2 separate regions of the Homo sapiens genome follow, and region 2 is linked to region 1. A link is a loop called in an ENCODE intact Hi-C map of the cell type or tissue named here. Cell type or tissue: PC-3. All regions are shown on one strand.

Evidence for each region. A loop is a pair of places that touch in the nucleus more often than their neighbours do. Peaks named below come from ENCODE experiments on the same cell type or tissue, not always from the same donor. Only the 100,000 strongest peaks of a DNase experiment are listed, where the experiment ranks them.
Region 2: it touches region 1 in a loop (4-fold over the local background); 6 of 110 quality-filtered maps call a loop at or near these places.

The regions. Positions count from the first base shown.
Region 1 is chr6:46,979,704-46,987,703 of GRCh38, forward strand. It overlaps LOC124901489 (a long non-coding RNA gene), which reads right to left and starts at 4,457. Exons shown (of 2, transcript XR_007059922.1): 1 at 4,272-4,457; 2 at 2,410-2,860. RefSeq lists an enhancer at 4,697-5,198. In PC-3, a CTCF peak has its summit at 3,386; DNase peaks (open chromatin) are centred at 3,498 and 6,468; H3K4me3 peaks cover 487 bases; H3K27ac peaks cover 4,798 bases.
Region 2 is chr6:46,885,225-46,893,224 of GRCh38, forward strand. ADGRF5 (adhesion G protein-coupled receptor F5) reads right to left here. Exons shown (of 21, transcript NM_001098518.2): 4 at 3,111-3,281. LOC124901488 (a long non-coding RNA gene) reads right to left here and starts at 3,104. Exons shown (of 2, transcript XR_007059921.1): 1 at 2,718-3,104; 2 at 1,378-1,821. In PC-3, no CTCF peak of the experiment used is centred here; DNase peaks (open chromatin) are centred at 2,987 and 3,537; H3K4me3 peaks cover 511 bases; H3K27ac peaks cover 2,268 bases.

The DNA of each region.
Region 1 (8,000 bases):
TGAAATGTACTTATGACATGGGGAAATTTGTAGAGCATAGTCTTGTGTATATTTAATTTGAATTGTTTGTGTATGTGTATGTGTGTTGTCTTTAAGCTAACCAATAATATATTTACATTCTTCTGCTTCAGTGATTTTTTTCAATTGCCCACATTTAGTTTCCACGTAATATGTGTGTGTGTGTTTTTTTCTTTTCCCCATTCAGGTTCTGTATCTTTTTTTTTTACAGAATAACAGAGACTTTTCCTTTCTTCCTATTACCTTTAGTCCCACTAAATATTGCCAGGCTTTGGCAACATGTAAAGTCAAAGAACAGGGAAGTCTTCTTTAGAAAGTCCTCCTTGGAAAGTCGGTTGTAGAGACAAGACAGTTTCTCAGCAACAATTCTCTCTGTTTCTCTGCCTATTAAATTTATTCATTCATTCCTTCATTTATTGAACAAATCTTACAGTATTTATGCTAAGACTGGGGCTGGCTATACAGATGAGTAGAGCCATAGGGTCTTCCACTTAATGGGCTTGGAACCTGGTAACAGAAAGAAACATGTAAAGGATAAGCTACTATATATGACAAAAGTGTCCTTTTCCTCCATAGAAACCCAAAGTGGTCCAGCATATTCCAATCTGGAAACTGAGAAATTCAATAAGGCCACTCTAGCTGAAGCCATAGAGGGTGGAGGCATTTGTAGTACATCTTCCTTCCTCTGTAGGTTCTGTACCATCCATCCTACAGACAGATCTTAGAATGTGGTGTTAGGATGGAGGCTTAGACATCTGCTACCTTATGGATCCAGAATTCTGATCATTTTTCTTTTCTTCTCTTTATTTTGGAATTTGACTCTTTGCTTTCCTCTTAATCCTCAAACTCAAAAGACACACCACATTGCTATTCAAGACATTAAAATGGCAGACCAGGTGTCAAAATGAATTGACCTAAATGATTCCAAGTTTTCGACACTTTAATGATTTCACAGTAATTTACCTGGCACCATTTCTGATTTTACCAATTGTTGTAGAGCAAAACAAACAAAGAAAACAATAACAAAATATGAATCATCAGTTTATTTTTCATAAAAATGATTAATTTGAATAAAGGTATGTTATTCATATTGTTTAATAACAAGTACACACACATGCATACAAAGTGAAAAGTACCGTGATAACTCAGAACAATGACTGTAGAAGTGTAGAAACAAAACACCATATTCTACGTAGAGAAATAAGATGTCACTCCCGCCTCTTCTCATGCACAGAATCTGTCTCAACCCCCAATGTTAGTTGATCCTAGGACCCCTAAGATTGTCTTTGGCTCCATTTCTAATGATAGCCTCATGCCATGTATCTAAATCAGCTGTTTCTGACTCAATGTTAGATATCTTCTTAAGTCAGTATTGTTATTACCAACTTAAAAAATAAGCTCCACCTTTTCTGCTCTATTCAAAGCCCAGGGGTGTGGGAGAAATCTCCCTGACTACAAGCCAGACAGGGAACACACAAGAACACACACACATGCACATGTTCACAAACCAAACAACCACCAGAAAGAAAATGCATCTCATTTGGGCCTGTCCAGAGGGCTTGGTAAACAATGGAGAGGATTGAGTGGAAAAAATACCAAAAAACCTACTTGAAAGCCCTCATTTATATGTTTAAAAAATAACAGGGAGATGTGAGTGGCTCTCAATTATGGTGTGTTGAGGTGGATATACAGTCATGTTAAATGAATGAGCCTTACTTTCCTCTTTTCCTCTGGCTATATTTTCCCTATTACATCCAGAGCTACTTTTTTCTTAAACCAGATTTATAAATGAATAATATTGAAGGCAAATTTGTTTTGACCAAGGTGATGCCTGTGTTTCAGGTTGCATGAAGAGGGAAAATCTGTGAACAACTTATTCATTGGGTCTAGTTCATGGGTTAGTTGGTTAGTGCTGAGAAAAACACAGGTCCACCTTCCAGTGGGTTCTTCTTTGCATTTTGAACATCTGGATGACTTAACTGAATCTTAGCTTTTATCCAATCACCTAGCTTTCCTGTAGACAATTTTAGCATAATATAAAAGTTCTCTAAAATAGGTTAAGGTTGACCTTTTCTCTTATAAACAAATATAATACACATCATACACACAGTTGTAAATGCAAACACACACATACACACACACACACACACAGAAGCAATTTCTGGTAACGGAAATCAAGAATTACAACATGGAGTTATTTTTTATTTCAAATTTCTTGAATTGTTTCTTGGCCTCTCTCTGCTCATTCAGGAAAACATGAGTCCCTCAGGAGCATATATTGTGTTTCCAACTTCCTTTCTATCCTCCATGGCACCACACCATTTTGAGCATAATAGGAGCTCAGAATATGTTAAATGACTATGTATATGAATGACTCAAAACACAACTCAATGACTGAAAGCTTTTTAATTAGAAAATTTCAGAAAAGATAACTATTGGTTGCTGGGCTTCATTCCTGGGTGATGAAATAATCTTTACAACAGACCCTCGTGACATGAGTTTACCTGTGTAACAAACCTTCCCATGTAACCCTGAACCTAAAATAAAAGATTAACTTAAAAAAAATTCAGATGCAGGCAATTCATATTAGAGTCTTGTGTCAATGAGTTAACTGCCATCAAGAATAAAGTAGTCTTCTATTGCAAGGAGTGCGTAATCTAGCTAGTGAAACAAGATTAATAGAGGTGAAAAACAGCAGAAGATACAAAAATGATGCAGTAAGCACCCCACTGTAACATCTTGATGACTATCTGAGTACTACAAAATTCAGAGGAGAGGGATGTTGATGGAAGCAGGAGCAGACAGGGCTGTCTTCATGCAGGATACAGGGTGCCGCTGGAACCTGGAAGGGCAGTGAGGTTTGCAAAGGTGAAAGAGAGACTGGGTAGTTTTGCTAGTTGAGTGAAATAACATGGTGAGGGATAACTTTTCCTTTTGGGACTAGAGCATAAAAAGCAGATGAGTATCAACTTATTTGTTCTTGGAGCCTGTGTACCCCAAGTCAATAAAAAATAACACCTTGCAAGATAGCTGAGATTAGAAGAAAGCAAGGAGACTGGCCAGACAAGCTTAAGGCCTGTGATGGGTTTGCGACCACATGGGAATAATATATAGTGGGTGATAGACACCCAGGTCCCCTAAAGCAGGAACCTGGTCGGCCTTGTTCATTTTGTTCACCACTGTATCTCCAATGCCTAGAACAGTGCCTGGCCCTTGGTAGGCACCTAAATGATTTTTGTGAAATATAAGAATGAATCTTGAAATATTGTTTTTAAGACTGAGTTTGAGGCCCAGCTTATACACACTGAAGCAGAACCATTTCAGAGACCAACAGAGTGAGTGCTGTGTTTGTTTTCCTGGATGGGCTGGCCTCCAGTGGTGTTTGCTGAAAATACAAGCCCATTTCCCCATTAGAGTAAAGGTGAAAAAACTCAAGGAATGCTCTCTTCCCTTCAGAAGTGTGTGAAGGTAAATGTCTTTTTGTAAGCTAGTCTGCTCCCTGCCCAAGCCTAGAAGCATGAAATTTGATTGCTCATTCCAAAGTATGCATGACTACCAATGTTAATAAGGCTCATAAAAGTGCTTAGCCCTTTATAAACAAACCCATTATTTATTCTGCCTGTCTCATCTGTGCACTCTGATAATTGAGTATGTGTGGTAGAGCTTGTTGTGAAAAATGGCTTCAAATCTAGTCAAATCCCCTGATTTAGTTTCAACTAAATGCAGAGAATGGATCTGTCCCAAGATTAATAGATTATATTTGAAAGGAGGAGATACCCAACTAAGAGAATAAGGACTTGAGATGTAATTTCACAGGATAAAAATAAAAAGATCATGTTTTGTTTCTTATCCTAGAACTAAGGGATGCTTTGTGGTATTGATCACATTCTACCTTGGTTAATGTTTTCTATCAAGCTGTTAGTTTCATGCTACCAAGAAATGTCAGTGCTCAGCCACTAAAACACTGGACATGAAATTCATGGTTATATGTAAACTGTGATATTTCCATTTTTTTCTGAAAATGGCACTTTTCTCTCATGCTTTTCACCTCTTCCACCTTGAGGCTTTACTTTTGACAAACAGAAGAAATTAAAGAGATTCTTCCCAATACGCACATCTATTTCCTGTGTGATCTCATAAGCCTTCAGGGGAAGATGGATGCCAGTGTCTTACAGACGGCAATCCTTAGTGTCTGCACTTTGTTTCCCTTCTAGGGATATAAAACCTTTGTAACCTCCCCACAGTGTACTCACAGTGGCAGCAGGAATAGAAATGAAATCTGTTCCTCTTTATGTTGTTTCTCCTCCAGTTGCCCTCAGGCTTTCCAACATTCAACAAAGGGTTTTTGTTGTTGTTTTTGTTGTTGCTGTTTTTGCTGTTGTTACGGAGTCTTGCTCTGTCGCCCAGGCTGGAGTGCAGTGGCATGATCTCGGCTCACTGCAAACTCCGCCTCCCAGGTTCAAGTGATTCTCCTGTTTCATTCTCTCAAGGAGCTGAGATTACAGGTGAGCGCCACCATGTCCGGCTAATTTTTGTATTTTTAGTAGAGACGGGGTTTCGCCATTTTGGCCAGGCTGGTCTCGAACTCCCGACCTCAGGTGATCCGCCTGCCTTGGCCTCCCAAAGTGCTGGCGTGAGCCACCACGCCCCACCCAACAAAGGGTTTTTTGTTTCTTTTTGTCTGTTGGAAAGGTCTCCCTGACCCCATCTCTCCCAGAGATGAGCTTAGAGTGAAAGTGAAGAATTTCCTGGGGGCTTCTCAAGTGACCCACCCTTTGTATATTTCCACTGCAGAGAGAAGGAACACATTTCTGCAGCCAGGTGCGGTGGCTCACGCCTGTAATCCCAGCACTTTGGGAGGCCGAGGCGGGCGGATCACGAGGTCAAGAGATCGAGACCATCCTGGCTAACGCGGTGAAACCCCGTCTCTACTAAAAATACAAAAAAAATTAGCGGCGCGTAGTGGCAGGAGCCTGTAGTCCCAGCTACTCGGGAGGCTGAGGCAGGAGAATGGCTTGAACCAGGGAGGCGGAGCTTGCAGTGAGCCGAGATTGCGCAGCTGCACTCCAGCCTGGGCGACAGAGCGAAACTCCGTCTCAAAAAATAAAATAAAATAAAATAAAATAATAAAAATAAATGCAACCTGGAAGCCTGGCTTCCTGAGGGTGTGACCTTTGGCTCTGGGGAAGTTATTCATCCATCTTGGCAGGCTTGCCTGTGGCAGGCTTATGGGAGTTAAGTTTGGAGCTTCTGACCCCTCGAAAGGCTGCACAGCCTGTGAAGAATGTAGGAGGCCCAGCTATTGAACCCTCAGCCATGAACTCCATGGCCAATATTTTCGCAGGCTGTGCATTCTTTTGAGGGATCAGAAGCTCCAGTCCTTGCTTCCCCAGCCTCATTTCCACAATCTCTGGATGGACGAGCATGCCAAGGATGAATAACTTCCTGAGAGACCAAGGACCCATCCTTAGGAAGCGAGGATTCCAGGCTATTCCTTCTCCCACCTGTGGAGAAGTACAAAGGACAAGTCCCTGCACCAGTGGTGGCACGGGAAAAGTGTAGCTGTACCCAGGCAAATATTCAACCAGGAGCCAGAGTTGTGTCTAAAAATGACACACATGGACCCCGACTCCTGGACTCCTCCTCCTGGGAATGTTGTAAGGTTATGGAGCATATGTAGGACCCACATGCTGTAATGTACTTTTATGTAACGAGAAGAAGCATTCAGAAGGGAAAAGCTAGAATTTGGTCACAAAGTCTCAACTCTTGGTCGTGGAAGTTGCTGGCCATGTCTAATCTTGAACAAAGTTACTCCTTGCCCATATCTGTGCCTACTGTACATTGTTGCACGTGAAGTTGGGGTTTATTGGCTGCCCTGGAGGGAGAGGCCCAGAGTTACACTTTGATCTGGGGCTTGACAGTGCACTCCTGGGCTGGCAGGGAGCGTGGAGGTGGATGGAGTGGCCGGGACTGGGAGGGTATAGTGGGGGCATAGTTGATACTCCTCTTGGAGGTACCCTCAGGATTTGCCTCACAATCTTCTAAATATCTATTATGATAACAACATCTGCATCTTTGAGAGAAGTGTAAATTTTTTGAGAAAATGAAATTGATCCAGACCCATGGGTATAATTAACCATGTACATCAAGGTAGTTTTTGTTTTGAAAAATTGGGTGTAACTTGAAAGCTCTGAATACAGAGCTCTAGAGATAGACCTAAAGTCATGAGGTCAGCCGAGTGTGGTGGCTCACGCCTGTAATCCCAACACTTTAGGGGGCCAATGCAGGAGGATCACTTGAGCCCAGGAGTTTGAGACCAGCCTAGGAAATACAGTGAGACCTGTCTCTACAAAAAAAAAAAAAAAAAAAAAAAAATTTAAATTTAGCCAGGCAGAGTGATTCATGCTTGTAATCCCAGCTACTCAGGAAGCTGAGGAGGGAGGATCGCTTGAGCCTGGGAGGCAGAGGCTTCAGTGAACCATGATTGTGTCAATGCACTCCAGCCTGGGTGACAGAGGGAGACCCTGTCTCCAAACAAAAACAAAATGACATTTTGGACTGGATAATTATAAAAAATAAAAAATAAAGTTATGAGATCTATTTTCTTCTGCATTTTAAACCTGGCTCAGTTCTCACAGGAAATTGCCAAATTTCTTTTGTGAGCTTTTGAAATAAGCATTAAATATGTCTAGAAGGCAAAATACATACATGTGGAAAGTGGAATCCTACTTATGTGGAAGGATGAAGTCTTGAACAACATATTCCAAACTTTTAGCAGTGATTATGTTTTGGTGGGGGACAAGTGGGTGCACAGGGAACTGGAAAGTCAAGTATAATGAGGAAAGAAATGCATACTTTCTGTCTTATAAAAATTTTTACATTTCCAGTAAAATAAAAGCTAATAATATGAGCTAACATATAGTAGGCACGTACTATGTTCCAGGAATTTTGCTAAATATACTATTTCATTTGATTCTGATAACAACCCTGTAGGCAGTTACCATTACTGTTTTAATTTTACAGTTTGGTAACTGATGTTTTGGAGAGACTAAATTACTTACCAGAGGATGCACGGCTAAGTGTGAGAGCTATAATGTAAACGTGGCATCCCGATTCTGTAATTCTGGCCACTCCACTGAACCTCCTCAAGTAAGTAAGTAAATAAATAAATAAATAAACAAACAAATAGAAGTAAAAATTCCTCTTTGGAAAGCAAGGAGTCAACCTCATTACCTCATAGTCACACCTCCTATACATCTTATGCTTACACTCAAATGTAAACTTTGGTTCATTTAAGCAATCAAATGTACATTTTTGTAATACACAACCCCTCTCAGCACCTGCAACACCAGGATAAGGAAAGTGCATATACATTTGGGGGAGGCAGAGTGGAGAACAGAAGAGAGGCCACAAAAAGATACCTGAGGCTGGTGATTGGTCTTCCCTAAAGTGAAAAATAAAAGGCGGAAGGACAGATGGGCTAGTATGAGATTGCAATTTAGGACACTGAAAGTGCTGTAGACTTGGGAATGTCCTAAGTAAAAGTAATACTGATGGTTTTTTGATATATTTTAAAAGCCTATTTTATATTAACAAGGTAAAAATAATTACAAGCATATTTGGGTTTACAGTTCTTCAGTATCATTCTGTTAAAAAGCCTTATTTTCCCTGAGCTATTTTTCTTTCTACTTGTCAAGGGTCACTTTCTTCTTCATAGGCCCCTGTAGTCCTTCCCCTTACCTTTAAAAGACATTTTCTTTTTTTATTGATACACAATAGTTATACATATTTATGGTGTGCATCTGATATTTTGATACATTCATATAATGTGTAATGATTCCATCAGGGTAATTGGGATATTCATCACCTCCGGCATTTATAATTTCTATTTTTTGGGAACATTTCAAATCTTCTTGTCTAGCTGTTTTGAAATATACAATAAATTACTGTTAACAATCACCTTGTTGTGCTATCAAACACTA
Region 2 (8,000 bases), 94 kb before region 1:
AAAGAAAGGAAGAAAGAAAAAACAGAATTTTTTTTCATATGCCAGTTGTGCTTTCATATGATGACAGCACTGGTTGATAGATTATTTATAAACTTACAAGAGACCCTGAGCCAGAACCACCCAGCTAAGCTGCTCTAAGATTTCTGACCCTCAAAAACTGAGTCTATCTTCTAATAAGAGAACTAAACTTTTTGTTTTTCCATTACCATAAAAACCCTGCTTAGGACACAAAGACAAAAAGAAAAAAGTTTCCTTTTACATCCCGCACTCGCAGAGAAAAACAAGAGGTCTTGTCTTGATGGAAGCCCCAGTGAGGAAGAATAAGCATTCTCAAATTAAAGTGAGACCCTCTGGCCTGGGGCTGGTTCATCTCTGGGCCTATGTACCACATAAAAAGAAGGGTCAACCTTGGCATTGCAGTGAGTGACTTTCACGGCTTTAGTGCATTTTCATCTCCCAGAGTGAGCAAAAAGGACCAATGCTTCCTTTCTACATGTTAAATGCTGCAGGATGTATGTTAGAGCATACCTCTATTTGTAGACTATTGTAGATATAGTTTATAAGGCAAATAAGTTTATACGTGTATAGAAGTTTATTTTCATATAACTGTTAGTACCAACACTCATCAATACTTCCACCTTCTACATCTTAATTCTTAACAAATATAAATACAATGATTTAAAAAACTCTCAGATAATAACTGTTTGTTATTTTATGATGCTAGGTTTTAGACTCTGTTGTGCACCAATAGATAACAAATGTAGAGTGCAAGTAAATTTGTGTCTTTTACATATCAAGTCAGGTGTGAACAGCCTACATGAACTCTGCTCTCATTGGAGACAGTAAGAAATGTTCTGAAATCAGAGTGCTTTGAATCAATTTCCAAAGCTAGACCAAAGTCACATCTTTGGGAGCTGTTTGTTCTGCAGATGGGTAGCCAGGCAAAGTCCCACAGAGTGACTATCCAAAGGGAAGTTATCAAATAGTTGTTTCTGAAATAGGAGGGACAACACGTTCGAGTTAATTCCTTGGGCACTGATGCAGCCTGTGTCCCAGCAGTGGGTGGCAGTGGGGCAGGAGAATTAGAAATAGAAGAAACTGGAGCTACTAACAAAGAAGCTGAGTGCCCGCTAGAGGTAATTTGAGGATAGCCAACAGGATCCCACTTGTTGAAATCTCTCTTACTGACATGAAATTCCAGTGCTAAAGCAATTTTGTTATTGTCTTCTGTTTTGTAAGGGAGCATTATGGGAGGAGTAGTTGAAGAACTTTTGAGTCCCACATAAAATGCAAACATGCCTTAGGAGAATGGAAAAAGTTACCACTTCCAGACCACCTGACATATCCCAGGTATTGTTCGGTGCTTTACTCACATTGTCCGGTTTTAAATATCCTCAGTTTTATTTGCCATTACTAAAAAAGGATCATAAGGTAGGCTGTTGGAAGAATGAGGCGAGGGAAGGATGGAAAAAGGAAGATGGTGAAAGTTTGGATGCTTAGACATTAGTGCCATGGTCAGTAGGCCTAACCTTCATTGCCCACCCATCCCATTCACTTCCTCTTTTAGGCCAACTCCTCTTAGCTGTTCCCTGCTGGTCCTGAGGTCCATGAGCCTGAGGCTTTCTCTGCCACATTGAAGTATCCACTTTTGTCAAACCTGTTTCATAGATCACTATCAGAAAAGATTCACCCCCTCTATGTGTGAATGACCAGTCTTTCTGGAAGGATAAATTAAACTTTCCAAGGTCAATTGCATTTTAATTGAGAAGCTTGTTAACCCAAGTTTTTAAGATGGTGAAGCCTCTTGAAGTCATCCCATCTCTAGTAGAAAAAAATCAGAGAGAGTTTGTTAGTATGTTTATATTGAATATATGTAAGATAAACTCACAACTAAAGCTCAAGTGTCTATAATCACAAGTTGTTCAACAAAAAACTATTTTTGATACTTGGTCTGTTTTGTTTACTGGATTCACTTACTAGCACCTACAGAGATACCAAAAGGTTTCTGTTAAAAAATTTGGGAAGCAAAATTGACTAAAATCTATCCAATAATTTATTCTAAAGGCAAAAGATCTGTGCCGGGTGGGAACATAGAAGGGTGTTTCTTATGTATTTTCCAAAGTACCCTAGTTCGGTGAGATGTTCTATGGATAAACAGTGGGAAACACAGCAGAAGTTCACTGCTCCTGAAGGACTCATAATGCACATTGGCATCCAACTGGAAAACCACTAACTCAAGGAAATTAGTGCTAATGGTAGAAATCAGTGGGAAATGGCATCCAAAAGGAGTGATAAGGGAGCTATGACTTCGAGTAACATATATTAAGAATCAAAAATTAAAATGCATGTACCGACATTGGGATGGACTATTTGAAATATGCGAATTCAAGAAGAATTTCAAAAACAGGAATTTTTTCTTGCCTTCATTTTAGAATAATAAAACCCAACATCTATTAGTGCTTTCCAATTTAAAAAACAATTCCCTGTTATCAGATAACTGGAAGCCTTATCTCACAACTTCTACTGTATACCAAGTCTTGGGTGATGGTTTCTGGAGACATAGGGAAGTTAGCATGACCTTGGAAAAGAGTTTGCAACCAGAAAGTCCAATCTATGGCCTAAGAGGTTCTACTTAATGCCTTGCTTCTGATGCAGGCATGTACCTGTTTCCTATTTCCTGACCTATAATGCCAAAGAGAAGGGTATCTGGTACTTACTAATATCTTGAACCAGTCCTTGTTGTGTCCATTGATATACCAAGGGAGGAGGACACAGGGAAGAGGACCCAGTAGTTTATCTGCCCAAGGGAAGAGGACCCAGTAGTTTATTATGAAGGACCTGGCCATATCTTGGGATCACTTTATGACAAGCATCATACAAACCACCAAGCAAACCTTTGGTCACCATTTAAAATAAGAAACCTCTGGCTGCAGAGTTTACTGATAGAGGCTTCATTCAGGAAGGCTGTGAAGTCACAGAATCACACATCCGTCTCGGTGAGTCATTTCACTTGCCTACTAAGTAAAAGATTGCTCTGATACTCAGGAGCTCAGACAGTCTGTCTCAAGACATCCAATCATTTATTCTGAAGCAATGGGTCTCTTACTCACCTGTTGTCACATTTATGCTCAAAATGTCGGTAATTTGGTCAGTGTTATTCCCATGAATTGGAAAACTGAGGCTGTTCAAGTAGGCTTTGATAGGATCCAGGAAGGATGCATTTTCAAAACTGATCTCAATATTAACAGTGTATTCTTCAGCCGTAGGACTTTTTGTGGCAACTGCAATGAAAGCACATGAAGGCTGAGAGAACTTACCATGGGAGATGGAGTAAGATCATGATGGATATTTCAGCAGTTAAAGGTAATGACAGGTACATGTGAATGGTTGGTCTATCAACCCTTAGGAATTTCTAATGAAATCTTTAGAGAAAAAGAAGGTTTATTTACTCACCACCTTGGTGTCCAAGGCCAAGCACTGCTGTGTGAAGTATGGAATGTAACGAGGCAAGAGCGGAAGCAGAGAGAATAGCAGGGAGGGTCTGGGAACTGTTCGGGCAAAATATGTCACAGTCAGGACTCAAAGGAGTGAGTCAGTGTTTCATCTGCAGTATGCATCATTCGATAGATGCACACTCTAAGGGCTGAACCATGCATGGATTGAAGACATCTGGGAAAAGTCACCCAGTTAATTCTCTTTGCCCTTAGCCTATGGAAACAGCATATATTCTTTGCTCTTCCTCTGTATCTCCAGTGTTCAGAACTGGACACTGCTTTTGTTGAGGTGCTCAACAAAAGTTTGGCAAATTGGATAGTAAAATAAAAGAGATTTTCAGCTCTTCATTGTTTTTCCAAATTGTCTCCGGGTGGTTACCTGGCTTGCATTCAAGATGGATCTGTTCCCCAACACACAGCTACATCAGGCAGGCTAATATATATGTATATGTGTGTGTATGTGTATACATATATATATATATATATAAAATATATAGAGAGAGTATATATAGTATATACAGTCTCTATATAGAATTATATATATAGACTACTATATATACTATATAGTATATATAGTACAGTATATATAGTATAGTAATATAGTATATATAGTCTATATACAGTAGTCTATATAGAGTAGTCCATATACAGTCTATGTATAGAGACTACATAGTCTTTGTATAGTATATATACTACATAAAGTATAAAGACTATAGTCTTTATATAGTATATATACTAAAGTCTATATATAGTATGCTATATATAGTCTAAGTTTATATATAGAGAGAGACTATATATAGTCTACTCTATGTTTATATAGACACTATATATATATGTGTGTGTGTGTGTGTATATATATATATATATATATATATAGTCTGGCCTGCCTGAGGTAGGTGTGTGTTGAGGAACAGATCCACCTTGACTATGGTAGTCTATATTGACTACTATATATACATATATAGACTATATTTAGACTGTCTAGTCTAGTCTATATATATAGTCTGTACAAACGTTATATATTATATATAAACACTATATATAATATATTATGTGTGTGTGTATATATATATATATATATACATAGTTTTCTATACCACATCATGTCTGGGCCACAGTTTTAAGCTTCCCAAGAGCAGGAACTGTTTCTTTCATGTTTCTTTCACTTCTCTTAGCCTTACTTACTCCATCTGGCAAAGAGCTCACCACATTATAAATAAATGACGAATCAATTCTTGTTAAACCTGAAACTCTCTGTCACTGACCAGATCTATGACCTAATCTTGGCTAGAATATATAACTGAAGCCATGGCCACAGTTAATACTTAATAAAGAATCTTCAAGGAATAAGAAAGTTTTACACAGATAAATTGAGAATATTTTTCTTTTTTCTGGACAGGACCTCTCTCTGTCGCCCAGGCTGGAGTGTAGTGGCACGACCTTGGCTCACTGTGACCTCCACCTCCTGGGCCCAAGTGATTCTCTGGCTTCAGCCTCCCGAGGAGCTGGGACTACAAGCTCATACCATCACGGCCAGCTAATTTCTGTACTTTTTGTACAGATGGGGTTTCGCCATGTTGCCCAGGCTTGTTTTGAACTCTTGGGCTCAAGCGATCTGCCTGCCTTGGCCTCCCAAAGTGCTGAGATTATAGTCATGAGCTGCTGTGCCCAGTCATTGAAAATATTTTATCTTGTCAGTTAAATAAGGAAAAAAGTAGGGCGGGCGCCATGGCTTACGCCTGTAATCCCAGCACTTTGGGAGGCCGAGGCGGGCAGATCACTTGAGGTCAGGAGTTCGAGACCAGCCTGGCCAACATGGGAAACCCCGTCTCTACTAAAAGTACAAAAATTAGCTGGGCATGGTGGCGTGTGCCTGTAATCCCAGCTACTCAGGAGGCTGAGGCAGAAGAATCGCTTGAACCCAGGAGGCAGAGGTTGCAGTGAGCTGATATCGTGCCACTGCACTCCAGCCTGGGCGGCGAGAGACACTCTATCTCAAAAAAAAGAAAAAAATAAGGAAAAAATTAGTGAATACTTATAAAATGATTACTTTAAAATTTACATTCTATCTGAAAAGATGAAGTTTATTGTACCATAAAGTTAAAATTCTATGTTAAAAGGGCAAAAAATTTTCCCATAATATTTCAAGATTTAAATATTCCAAGGACTCTTGGTGTGAAATACTAAAATAGAGTAAGTTTATCCTGGGAAACTCTAATTGTTGAATGTTTATTTCAGAAAGCTGTAACATTTGTTCATTTAGCTTGGAAAACTGTTTGTCTTAGGTCTTTGGATTTACCCATCAACCTTGTTGAGAATTATTTCATCCTGGCATCATTCAGCTTCTGCAATTAACTCAGCCTATAAAAAAGGTCTGTCGCATATTTTCCTAAAATTAAGAGTGAATATTAAGGTATACTTCTTCTTTATAAAAATGTATTTGACAAATAGAATAAAGTGACTTTTATAAGAATGCGGAAACTCAGCCTGTGATGATAGTATGGCATTGCCTAAAATTTCCTGTTGACTTTCTGATTCTCCAATGGTTCTGTGATGAAAACAAGCTTCCTGGAAGAATGGTTAATCTTATTTTATGTGATTCTAACTATGGACACATTATGTGGTCCACTGGGAATATTTACGAGGAGAAAGGCTGCATAATATTTACAAGTTCTGCCTTAGCGCACATTCTTTTTCCTGAAAAGTAATGCAGCAACGTTTATATCCTCCAGAGGGTTCACTACCTCCAGGATCCTCTTTGCCATGCCAGTCTACTATCCTCCCATAAATATAAACAGGATTTCCTGGATGGTAGCTGCCTTTTGGATGGGTGAGGTCAGTAACAAATTCATATCATATCCACTTCATTACTGGCTTTGTTGAATCCCAGGACCTGATCCCACAAAATATCAATGCCTGCCTGAGGGTCATGTCTGCCCCTGTGCTCTTTTCAGTCACAACTGAAGAACAAGTGTGTGCCTAGAAAGCACATGGTGATTCACGGATGTTATCACTCCCCATTGAAACCAAGGCAGTTCTGCTCAGATTTTACAAGGAGCCAAGCCAAAGCATCAAGAACTAAGAGGAAAGGCTCTTGTGACCTTAGCAAGTTTCAGTCTATAGCATTCCTGCAGCTGTTAATGTGAGCACCCAGCCTCTAAGGACCTCTTTCCTTTACCTTTTATGTTCTCCAACAGCTTCTAAAAAGAGTTTCAGAATCACCCTCAGCCTGAGCGTCACCTCTGTAGAAACTGATATGGATGGGGAACCTCGAATAGAGAAGGAAATGCCTTCTCCTTGAAAATACTCAATTATTTGAAACAGGCTCAAAAACACCACTGTAATTTAGCAGGCTGTTGGCTTACTCTCGGAAATCATCTACTCCAGTGATCCCCAAACTTAACTGAGGATTACATACACCTAGGGAATACACAAATACACACACACACACACACACACACACACACACACACACACACACACACACACACAGAAAGAGAGAGAGAGATTTTGGAGCTCAGCCCATGTGAACCAAAGTAAATGGGACCACTTTGTAAACTTTAAAGTACTATTAAAAATATGAGTTATTATTGTTAAATGTGTCTTTAGAACTTTGATATACAATTCCTAAAGTAAATTCTAAAATAAAATCAAGTTCAAAGGCAAAATGATTAATAATAAATCAAAGAATTATGTAAGCCTTTGTTTAATTTTATTCAACATAATAAATGTCTTAAAAATTCACATTCAGGGCCAGGCACGGTGGCTCACGCTTGTAATCCCAGCACTTTGGGAGGCTGAGGCGGGTGGATCACAAGGTCAGGAGTTCGAGACCTGCCTGGCCAACACAGTGAAACGCCATCTCTACTAAAAATACAAAAATTAGCTGGGTGTGATGGCAGGCACCTGTAATCCCAGCTACTTGGGAGGCTGAGGCAGGAGAATCACACGAACCCTGGAGGTGGAGGTTGCAGTGAGCCGAGATTGCGCCACTGCACTCCAGCCTGGGAGACAGAGATAGACCCCATCTCAGAAAAAGAAAAGAAAAAGTTCACATTCAGGAAAAATGCATTGTGACCCATTGTCATTGACACTCATGTATTTTGATATTAAGCGTTGCTCCGCTCATCTGTTTGTTCCTTGATTTAATGATTTACCTGTAATTTTACTATTTATTGAATGCCTGTTTTCTAGGCACTGCACTAGGAGCTGGAGACACAGGGTGAATAAAAGGAGCAAAGCCCTGTCTTTGAGGATCTTTCATCATTATACTGGAGGCAAAAGATAAGTTTACATTTTAATTTAATAAAGGAAGGCAAGAGTGATGGGGACAACAGGGATTTTTTTTTTTTTTTTTTTTTTTTTTGTAGAATGGTTACAAAAGACCTTTCTCAAGCAGTAAACTTTGAGCAGAGACTCAGATGAAGTAAGGGATGAACCAGGAAGCTCTCTGGATAATGTCACTCTAGGAATAGTAAACAGGTGTTAAAACCCTGAGATAGCAAC